2 separate regions of the Homo sapiens genome follow, and region 2 is linked to region 1. Evidence: read pairs that join two places in POLR2A ChIA-PET (ENCODE). Cell type or tissue: GM12878. All regions are shown on one strand. Links, peaks and the distances in the headings refer to the core of each region. The heading gives the core; the rest is flanking DNA.

Evidence for each region. Peaks named below come from ENCODE experiments on the same cell type or tissue, not always from the same donor. Only the 100,000 strongest peaks of a DNase experiment are listed, where the experiment ranks them.
Region 2: POLR2A ChIA-PET joins it to region 1 with 10 read pairs; 5 of 35 experiments call an interaction of 5 or more read pairs at or near these places.

What each region holds. Positions count from the first base shown.
Region 1 is chr10:103,178,935-103,184,315 of GRCh38, reverse strand. NT5C2 (5'-nucleotidase, cytosolic II) reads left to right here. Exons shown (of 19, transcript NM_001351169.2): 2 at 2,988-3,131. Among named protein-coding and RNA genes, the nearest start is that of NT5C2, 12 kb to the left of the region's middle. In GM12878, for the core only: no CTCF peak of the experiment used is centred there; a DNase peak (open chromatin) is centred at 2,865; H3K4me3 peaks cover 282 bases; H3K27ac peaks cover 1,498 bases.
Region 2 is chr10:103,068,332-103,073,712 of GRCh38, reverse strand. It overlaps CNNM2 (cyclin and CBS domain divalent metal cation transport mediator 2), which reads right to left. Exons shown (of 8, transcript NM_017649.5): 5 at 4,991-5,084; 6 at 1,874-1,939. Among named protein-coding and RNA genes, the nearest start is that of NT5C2, 120 kb to the left of the region's middle. In GM12878, for the core only: a CTCF peak has its summit at 3,913 (motif pointing right); DNase peaks (open chromatin) are centred at 3,102, 3,642 and 3,912; H3K4me3 peaks cover 434 bases; H3K27ac peaks cover 911 bases.

The sequences.
Region 1 (5,381 bases), core at 177-5,176:
GGGACAAGTGACATAAAGAACTCTGAATGAAAATAATGAAATGAAAAATAAACAAAAAAACTTGTTTATAGGCTGGGCACGGTGGCACATTCCTGTAATTCCAGCACTTTGGGAGGCAGGTGGATCACTTGAGGTCAGGAATTCGAGACCAGCCTAACCAACACGGTGAAACCCCGTCTGTACTAAAAATACAAAATTAGCCGGGCGTGGTGGCTCATGCCTGTAATCCCAGCTACTTGGGAGGCTGACGCAGGAGAATCGCTTGAATCTGGGAGGCGGAGGTTGCATTGAGCCGAGATCGCGTCATTGCACTCCAGCCTGGGCAACAAGAGTGAAACTCTGTCTCAAAAAAACTAAAAAAAAAAAAAACCAAAAACTTATCATGAACTATTTAAAAGATGAGAGGTAATGAAACATTTAAGATAATTTAAATGCAACAGTTTCAAGGAGCCTTCTGGAAAAATAGGCATTTCTTCATCTTAAACTATTTTATTTTTTAATTTTTATAGATTTAGGGGGTACAGTTTTGGATATATAGCATAGCAGTGGTCTGGCTTTTTAGTGTAACCATCACCTGAATAGTGTACATTGTACTCATCAGGTAATTTCTCATCCCTCACCCTCCTCCCACCCCCACTTAAAGTATATATATATGTGTGTGTGTATGTGTGTATGTATATGTATATATATATATATGGCGTGAACCCAGGAGGCAGAGCTTGCAGTGAGCTGAGATGGTGCCACTGTACTCCAGCCTGGAAGACAGAGCGAAAGAGACTTCGTCTTTAAAAAAAAAAAAAAAAAAAAGCATTTGTTTAATTATTTTTGCAGTAGAAGAAAAGAAAGGAAGAATGATGCAGAGGCAATATTGAGAGGGATTTGGGGCAGGAATTTTTCAAAATTCATTAGAGTTATTAAAGAACAGTTTAAAACTAGTAATTCCAAGAAGGAGGGATAGATTGTTAAAAAAAAAAAAAAAAAGCTAATAATTTCAGGAAAGAGGGGAGGGAAGGAGTGTGTGATATATATATATATATATATATATATATATATCACACACACACATATATATATATCTCCTTTCATGTGTTTTGTGATGATAAGGAGTAAAGGTTACAAAATACTTAAAAAAGCTATAGCTTATTTCACAGTGCTATTCTTTGAGTTATAGGTGACACTGTTAACTACAAATATGAGGATTTAGTTTTTCAGCAGTACTGGTAGATGAATTAAAGTAAACTTGCATCTGACTTTCCATGTTTTTAAGGGGATGTATTTGTAAGTAAGTTGGTCTGTGGCTATGTTACAGAGAGGCCCTTAAGCACAATATAATGATAAAACCAAATGTCTAACTACTATAGGTTATTGATTTTACTTGCTTATCTGCCAAGGACTAGGGTTATCAAAGACTGAATAAAATGTGGCTATTTAGTACAATATGAGGCATACAAATGGAGGATATAGCTTTAACTTTTGTTTTTCCATAAACTAGTTTAACATGAGTAATATGCAGTGAAAGTTGTTGTATTTAGAGACCAAAATAAGTTTCAGGCTGGTGAGAAAATTTGAAGAAATTATTCAAAATTATCCTTTCCATGTAAGTTTTAGGGCAGTGTTCTTAGAATGAGAATGAATGGTTGATTATAAAACTTAAAAATGCCAAGTTTAGTTTTTTTTTTTTGAGATGGAGTCTTGCTCTGTCACCCAGGCTAGAGTACAGTGGCGGGATCTCGGCTCACTGCAAGCTCTGCCTCCTGGGTTCAAGTGATTCTCCTGCCTCACCCTCCCAAGTTGCTGGGATTATGGGTGCCTGCCACCACGCCTGGCTACTTTTTATATTTTTAGTAGACAGGGTTTCACCATGTTGGCCAGGCTGGTCTTGAACTCCTGACCTCAGATGATCCACCCGCCTCGGCTTCCCAAAGTGCTGGGATTACAGGTGTGAGCCACCCAGGTTTTGTATTTTAAATACAAAATTAAAATTTGAGTGAAGTAGAAACTACTGATTATTCATACTGCTATTATTACCCTATTATCTATGTTGACATACTTATTCCATTGAAAAATGAATATTTGATTCAAATTGCCATGTGTTAAACACTGCCTGATAGACCTGCTCTACATATTGTTAAAGTGCTCCTCACTTTATTCCAAATGAATTACTGACCTGACTTGAAACAGACATGTAAAATGACTTTTTAAAGAGCGTTTGCCAATGTATAACTCTAGCAGCGTGGCATTTTGTCTTAATGCAGAATTGTCATGAAAAGAAGTGCTGACTGCTATTTTTTCTTTTTTTTTTTTTTGAGATAGAGTCTCGCTCTGTTGCCCAGGCTGGAGTGCAGTGGCGCAGTCTCAGCTCACTTCAACCTCCGCCTCCCGGGTGGGAGAAGCAATTCTCCTGCCTCAGCTTCTCGAGTAGCTGGGACTACAGGGATACGCCACCACGCCTGGCTGATTTTTTTCCGTTTTTAGTAGAGACAGGGTTTCATCATGTTGGCCAGGCTGGTCTCGAACTCCTGACCTCAAATGATCCACCCACCTTGGCCTCCCAAAGTGCCAGGATTACAGGCGTGAGCCACCACGCCAGGCCTTTACTGCTATTTTTATACTTTTATCAGTTTGGGCGTGAAGAATATTACTGTACTACATCATAATTCTTGAACTTTTCTTAACATTATGTTAAGTAATGAGGTAATTATGGGAGGGACAAAATTTCCTTTCATTGTAGTTTAAAGATAGTGGTCTTACTATATGTGGCTATCAGCATTTTATTGGCACACCATTTTGAAGGAAAGAATATTCAGTGCAGATTGCTAACCAGGCTTACCCTACAGTTTCAGTTGCTCTTTGCTTCCTGTTTTCAGCAGTTGCCTAGAGCTGTTGGAGCAGCTGTTTTCCTTTCTTTGGGGGAGGGTGATGGTAGTGGTGAAGGGGACTGTGCATGTTTTGCCTGTGAATTATTATTTTTTTTTTTTTTGAGACAGAGTTTCGCTCTGCTGCCCAGGCTGGAGTACAGTGATGTGATCTCCTGACGTCAAGTGATCCATTCGCCTCGGCCTCCCAAAGTTCTGGGATTACAAGTGTGAGCCACTGCCACTGGCTGAAAAAGTCTTATTGTGGCATAATTGGTATACAATAAGTTGCACAGAGTATATAATAAATTTTAACATATATATATGTACCCATGAAACCATCACCATAATGAAGATATTGAACGTATCACCCCTTCTCCCCAAAAGTTTTCCTGGGCTCCTTTGTAATACCTCCTCCTCTCCGTACTTGACCTCCTTACCCCAGGGAACCACTGGTCTGTGTTCTGTCAGATTAGTGTGCATTTTCTAGGATTTTATATATACGGAATCATACACTATGTACTCTTTTTGTCTTCTTTCACTCAGTGTAGTTATTACGAATTTTTTAATGTTTTGCATGTAAATACTTTATTCCTTTATATTGCATAGTAGTATTACATTGTACAGATGTACCATAATTTTTTTTATCCATTTACTTGTGGATAACATTTGGGTTGTTTGTAGTTTCTGGCCATTACAAAGCTGCTAAGAACATTTGTGTATAAGTTTTTTTTTTTCTTTTGAGACAGGATCTCTGTCGCCCAGGCTGGAGTGCAGTGGCACGAGACAATCTTGGCTCACTGTAGCCTCAACCTCTTGGGCTCGTGTGATCCTCCCAAGTAGCTGGGACTACAGGCATGTGCTACCATGCCCAACTAATTTTTCAATTTTCGTAAAGACTGCATTTTGCCATGTTGCCCAGGCTGCTCTTGAACTCCTGGGTTCAAGCAATCCACCCATCTTGGCCTCCCAAAGTGTTGGGATTAGAGGTGTGAGCCACTGTGCCCAAGCCTGTGTTCAAGTCTTTATATGGATATGTGCTTTAATTTCTCTTGGACAATTACTTACAATTAGAAAGTCTGGGACATATGATAGATATATGTTTAAGTTTTAAAGAAATGGCAAACTTTTCCAGAGTGCTTGTGCCTTTTTTATTTTCTTTCCAGCAGTGTAGTAGAATTCAGGTTGCTCTACATTCTCAACAACATTTGATACTGTCTTTTTAATTTTAAATATTCAAATAGGCATATTTTGGTATCTTATTGTGTTTTTAATTTGTATTTCCCTAGTGACAAATGATGTTAAACATCACTTCATATGCTTATTTGCCATTTGTATATATTCTTTGATGAAATGTCTATGCATATGTTTTGCCTGTATTTTAATTGGATTATTTAGCTTATTATTGCATTTTGAGAGCTCTTCCTATATTCTGGATACAAGTCCTTTTGTCAGATGTGTGTTTGCAAATATTTTGTCCCAAACCATAGCTTGTCTTTTTCCTCTCAATACTCTAATGGAAGGATAATATATAAATGCAATTTTGTTTTAGTTTTTTAAGTCCTCTGTTAGCCATGAAGAGGGACTTAAATTAAGTATACAAACAAGGTTGCAGAGATAATCTAACCTTCTAAGAGAATAAAATATTCTAAATCTTTTGCATATGCATATAAACCATAATATGCAAAACAGATTAATATGATGTTATATGCCAACCCTGTAGTAGGTTGGTTTATTGTTTGTTTTATTTTTTTGTTTAGAGATTGGGTCTCACTCTGTCACCCAGGCTGAAGTGCAGTGGTGTGATTATAGCTCACTGCAGCCTCAAACTCCTGGGCTCAAAGCGATCCTCCTGTCTCAGCCTCCCAAGTAGCTGGGAGTATAGTTGCAAACCACTGTGTTACTAAATACAAAAAATTAGCCGGGCATGGTGGTGTGCACCTGTAATCCCAGCTACTTGGGTGCAGTTGTTGTTTGTGTATATGCAGTTGCTGTTTGTTTTATTTTGTATATCACTCCTTTACTTTACTCAGGTCTCTGAACAAATATTACCTCCTCAAAGAGGCCTTCCATGGTTTTCCTACCTACAGTATTGTTACTGGAAAGGGGTCCTGATCCAGACCCCAAGAGAGGGTTCTTGGATCTGATGTAATAAAGAATTTAGGGCGAGTCCATAAAGTAAAGTGAAAGCAAGTTTATTAAGGAAGTAGAGGAGGCTGGGCACAGTGGCTCACACCTGTAATCCCAGCACTTTGGAAGGCCAAGGTGGGCAGATCATGAGGTCAGGAGTTTGGCACCAGCCTGACCAACATGGTGAAACTCCGTCTGTACTAAAAATACAAAAATTAGCCGGGCAAGGTGGTGCGTGCCTGTAATCCCAGTTACTCAGGAGGCTGAGGCAGGAGAATCGCTTGAACCTGGGAGGTGGAGGTTGCAGTGAGCCAAGATCGCATCACTGCACTCCAGCCTGGGTGACAGAGCAAGACTCTATCTCAAAAAAAAAAAAGAAAAAAAGAAAAAAGAAAA
Region 2 (5,381 bases), core at 54-5,053, 110 kb after region 1:
TTTTTTTGTATTTTTAGTAGAGACGGGGTTTCACCTTGTTAGCCAGGATGGTCTCGATCTCCTGACCTCATGATCCACCCGCCTCGGCCTCCGAAAGTGCTGGGATTACAGGCGTGAGCCACCGCGCCCGGCCCATTTTCTATTCTTTCTTGTCAGCTTCCTCCCGGACCTTGCCACCATGCGCCCACCCCATGACCAAGGTTTTGCACATGCAGTGACTTCACCCAGGGTGACAGATTAGTCCTTTTTTTGAAACGAGATCTTACTGTATCCCTGCGCTTTGGCCACCAATCTCATCACCATTTCTAGATACTTTTGAAACAGTGTTTGTGTGTTAACATTTGAAGGCTATAAAAACAAAACATTTCAAGGTACTTTGCTTGTCTGAGGCCTCCTGCAGTAATTCTGAGTCTCCTGTTTTCTCCTGAGAAGGATTTTAGGGGGATTTCTCTGATCTTCCAAAGCATCTAGACTCAGTCTGCTTCCTCTCGCCCCACTGCCCTCTGTTTGTGTGAGTGGACCCTCTCCTCTGCCAAGAGCCTGATGCCTGGCCCCATGGCCACCCTCTGGAGGAGCAGGCCCTGCCTTCCATGTCCCTTTCAACAGCTCGACGGGCGCCAGCGCGAGCAGAGGCGCTGCAACCCTGAGCTTGAGCCCACTGCTCAGAGCCTCAAGTGCCATCTTACTTAAAATATTAATAATAATAAAGGTCCACATTCTTCATCTGAAGCCCTTGGGGGCCAGAGAGATGTTTGAATTCTGGAAGGTGATACAGTCCATACACCCCATGTTACATACACCACCAGCAATTCTGGGGCGGCCCTAGTCCGCAAACACATTAACTTTTGGTGAGACGGACAAGGATTCACAACAAGTAGAGCTAAAACCGTAGTGGCTGACCCCCAGTTCAGGTCAGGTTTTGTGGCCAAGTTTATGTTCCAAAGTTTTATGATAGTAATTATGGAAAAAACTCCGAAGATAAATATAGGAAAATTGTGTTACCAACTAGGAAATCCCAGCAATTTTAATTAAAGACAGATTAAGCCTTTTCCCTTCTTTTTAATAGCTGGACGTATTAGTTAGGACTGGCCACCCTCTCCTGCAGGGCAGTCGGCAGCAGCGGGATAGGAATGTGCCGGGTGTTCACTCCAAAACAAAGTCAGGTGGCAGGGAGAAGCGGGGTCGCCTGCCTGGTGGCGGGGAGAAGCGGGGTCGCCTGCCTGGTGGCGGGGAGAAGCGGGGTCGCCTGCCTGGTGGTGGGGAGAAGCGGGGTCGCCTGCCTGGTGGTGGGGAGAAGTAGGGCCGCCTGCCTGGCGGACAGCAGAGGCGCTCGCGCTCCACTCACACGGATGTGGGAAGAACCCAGGATACAAGAATGTCGTGCGCCTGTGTGGATGGGGTATTTTTCTTGCTTACCAAGAAGAGTTCACAGCTCTCAGGCCTTTGGCAAATGTGCTCTATAAAAGCGGCCTCAGGGTTTGAGGCCCTCAGGGCCTCTGCAAACTCCAGATACCATGACTTGCTGAGGTCAGAATAAGAACCAAGAACAGTCCCCTACTGCTGACCTGAAAATTCAAGGTCAGCCACAAGGGCAGGGAGCGCTAACAATCCACACCAGAGCCGCCCTCCCTTTCCATGCTTCATGGCTACTCCTGTGCATGGTGACTTTGCGCTGTTCTGGACTCTCCACCTGCTGTGGCTTATGCTTTCCTGGAGAGCTCGCTATAAAGTTACGGAACCTTAGAGCTTTAGCGCTCCAAGGAACACTGAAAACAGCCTGTCCAGGTAAAGGGAGCAGACCCAGCCAGCCAGGCGTGATGGGGGGCAAGGAAGGCAATCAGGAGAATTACGGAAAGGAAGCATGCAGAATTACCTGGAGAACCTGCTGCTAACAACTCTGTTCTGCTGACAACAAAGGTACGAGACAGGGACAAAGGAACTGAAAAATGGAGAAAAACAGGGTGAGATCGCATCAAAAGGCAAGAACAGAGATCTCTGTAATCAAGGGACAGGAGGGGATACTTGTTCTATCAATACAATATGAGCATTCAGTTGCAGAAATGCAAGTCGGTATGGTATTATAGAAACAAAACAACACACACTGCTTTCCAGGAAGAGGAATACAGGGAGGCCAAGATCAGGAGAAATCCTACCCACGAGTTTGTTACTAACCAAGAAATCTCTTAAGCCACTAATAACCAATTGGGGTTGATAGCTCGAAACCTGCTACTCTTAAGGGCTTAAATCACCAGTAGCTGCGCAAAAGGGGAGCTCGATTAGTCAACTGCCCTAAGAGCCTGACTCAAACCGCTGGCGCCTGCACCCCAATACTCACTCACTGCACAGCCTACAGCTCCCCATCTGTGCAACTTTAGCTCATTTTAATTTTGACCTGAAGCTTTGAATTGTTAGGAACGCTTTCAAATCTCAACATAGAGGAAAGTAAGTAAAGAACGCATACACAGATTTCCTGGGAATGCAGACCAGAGTCATCCTCATCACCACTTACTCACTGCCCCATCAGATTGAAAAGTCTCAGAACATGAAATGTTGAGCAGGAATCACACCTCTGGGGCAGGTAGGTCTTAAGAACTGATTATTGTCGGTTTTCCCCAGACAGCGAACATCAATAAACAGAAACTTTACCTTGTGATATCTGTACTAACTGTGCCTCTCAATGAATATACAAAATCCCAAATCTTAGTTGTAAAGTTAAGTAAAATACTAGGCTTTGGAATAGGTAAGATGCCATTAATGAAATTCCCCCCCCGCTTTTTTAGTTTCAGATGGATTCTCGCTCTGTCACCTGGGCTGGAGTACAGTGGCGTGCTCTGCGCTCACTGCAACCTCCACCTCCCAGGTTCAAGCGATTCTCCTGCCTCAGCCTCCCAAGTAGCTAGGACTACAGGCATGTGCCACCATGCCTGGCTAATTTTTGTATTTTTAGTAGAGATGGGGTTTCACCATGTTGGCCAGGCTGGTCTTGAACTCCTGACCTCAAGTGATTTCCCCTTCCTTTTTAGCAGTTCCAGACTCAGAGGGCTGCTCACCACATCCTCTTCTAAATGAGACTTGTCCTTCCATTACAGTTCAACAGGAACTGCGCTGGTATTTATGTTTCAGGAACCAGTAATTGGTAGAAATGTACAACCCACTCCTAGTTTATTTTCAAAGCCATCTTATAAATCTGGTTCTGCTCACCTGGGGCTAATTTGAGGTCAGCTGCCAAAACTCATCACAGTCAGGCACCTTTCTACTATACTCACATTTCCCCTCATGCTTTCAAGGGGACGAAGCACTTGTGTGAGGATCACTGCATCCTAGTCTTCTAATAATCACATGAGCTGGCATCATTATATCCTCTTAACAAGGATGAGACCAAGGGCCTCGCTCAACACCACACGACCTGCCTGTGATGGAACTGAAGCTATAACCCAGGTCTTCTCATGCCTAGGTAAGAGCTACCCTGTCTCTCTCACTAAGCAGTGAAAACGAAGGTCACCTTCAAGTTTACAACAGAAACCTACTCATTAAGTAGGGTCAGACAGGCCCATGTTCACAGTGGGTGTTGGGTGTTGGTCAGCAGTTGACAGTGGGGACACTGTGCCTCCAGGACTCAAACACCTGCACAAGGATAGTGAGAAGGGGCATTTGGGGCAGAGGAAGTTTAGAAATACGACAGAATTCTTGACGTCTCAGTGACTTTCTAACTGAAACATCTTTGGGTTCCTCAGACTACTGGGTGGAGCAGTCGATGAAGACCAATGTCACAGAAACAGTCTTGTCTGGAGGCATCTCCTCCCCTTGGAAGCCTGGCTTTCAGGAATTCTTTTAAAATGGGTTATTTTTAGGTTTGAGGTTTGTAAATGAAGTTTCCTAAAACCGCACATCATTTGGTGTTTTTGCCACAAGGTGGCACCCCAGCATCTCTGTCGACCTGCCCGACCTGTTCGGGCTGCCTCAGGTATTAATAGCAAGCGTGTGCGCTCTGCCAAGCAGCGCCATCCCCAGAGGCCAGCAAGCCACCAGGTATCTATCTGTGTTCATGTCTGAGAGCACATCTGGCTGGCTGGCATCTTGGAATCTTGTGTTCAGAGAACTGTCAATCCCCCATGGCCACCCACCCTTAACTGGCTGACTCGCCTGGCCAGCTCTCCAGACAAGAGCCGGCCACAGGCAGTCAGTATATAGCAACAACCTCATTCGTCCTCAGAAACATGCAAATTAAGACCTCCCAAACTGCTAACATTTAACAGACTCAACAATACCAAGTGCTGGATGCAGAGCAACCGGAATTCACACAGCACAGGTTGGGAGTAAGCAGGTACATCAGAGCTGAATCCAGAGGCACACCCTCTGACACGTAGCGCCAGTCCCAGGTGCGCACCCAGCAGAAATGGACACACACGTTCACCCAAAGACATGTATAAGAATGTTCAAAGCCACATATTGACAGTAGCCCCAGACGGGACTACCCCAATGTCTATCAGCAATGAAAGGACACGTGCACTGCTGTGTATTCACACAGTGGCATACTAGACATGGCAAGAGGAAATAGTGTGATCACACACAGCAACAGAGGTGATGTGACAAGCACGACACAGAGAAAGGAGCCAGCCTCTGTGTAACACACACAGTGTCTCCATTTATGCAAAGTTCAAAAGCAGGCAGAATTAGGCTGAGAAGTCAAGAAAGCAGTTACTCTGGGGGACCAGTGACTAAAAGGGAGCGTGATGGGAGTTCTGTGGGGCTGGTAACGTCCTGTCTCTTGGTCTGGGTGCCACTTTACACGTGTTCAGTTTGTGAGAATTCATGGAGGTATATACTTAGGATTTGTGCAGATTTTCTGCATATATGATATACTTCAAAAAAAAAGTTCAAAAAGGAAGTGAATGGGGTCAGCTGGCAGATACAGAAAGCAAGATGAAAGGAGAGGGGCCTTACTTCCTAACACGTGGTCCTGCCCTATGCGGCTGGGAACCAAACATACCTGGAGAGGCTGTCAGGGCCATCACGCCATAGTATGAGAAGGCGCTCGCTTCAAACTTCATACCTTCTTTCCCAGCTTCAACTTCCACTTTCCCCTGTGGAGAGAAAAGGCAGGTATTTTCAGTCCAGTTGCAAAAGCCTACTGGCACACTCTGTACAATATTTGGTCCTTCCTTAGATTTTTGTCTGATTTCTTTTCCCAACACTATCGAGGGAGTAAAGCTTCAGCTCATCTTTCCCACTGAGAGGAGGGGGCTCATTCGCTTTAAATATGAAAACTGGATTTGGCTGATTATACAGAGGTGACAGTGTAAATGTGATGTTTATTTTTAAAATAATTCTTAAATTAAAAACTTAAAATACAGTTTTCTTTGTAGAGATAGATCTCCTTA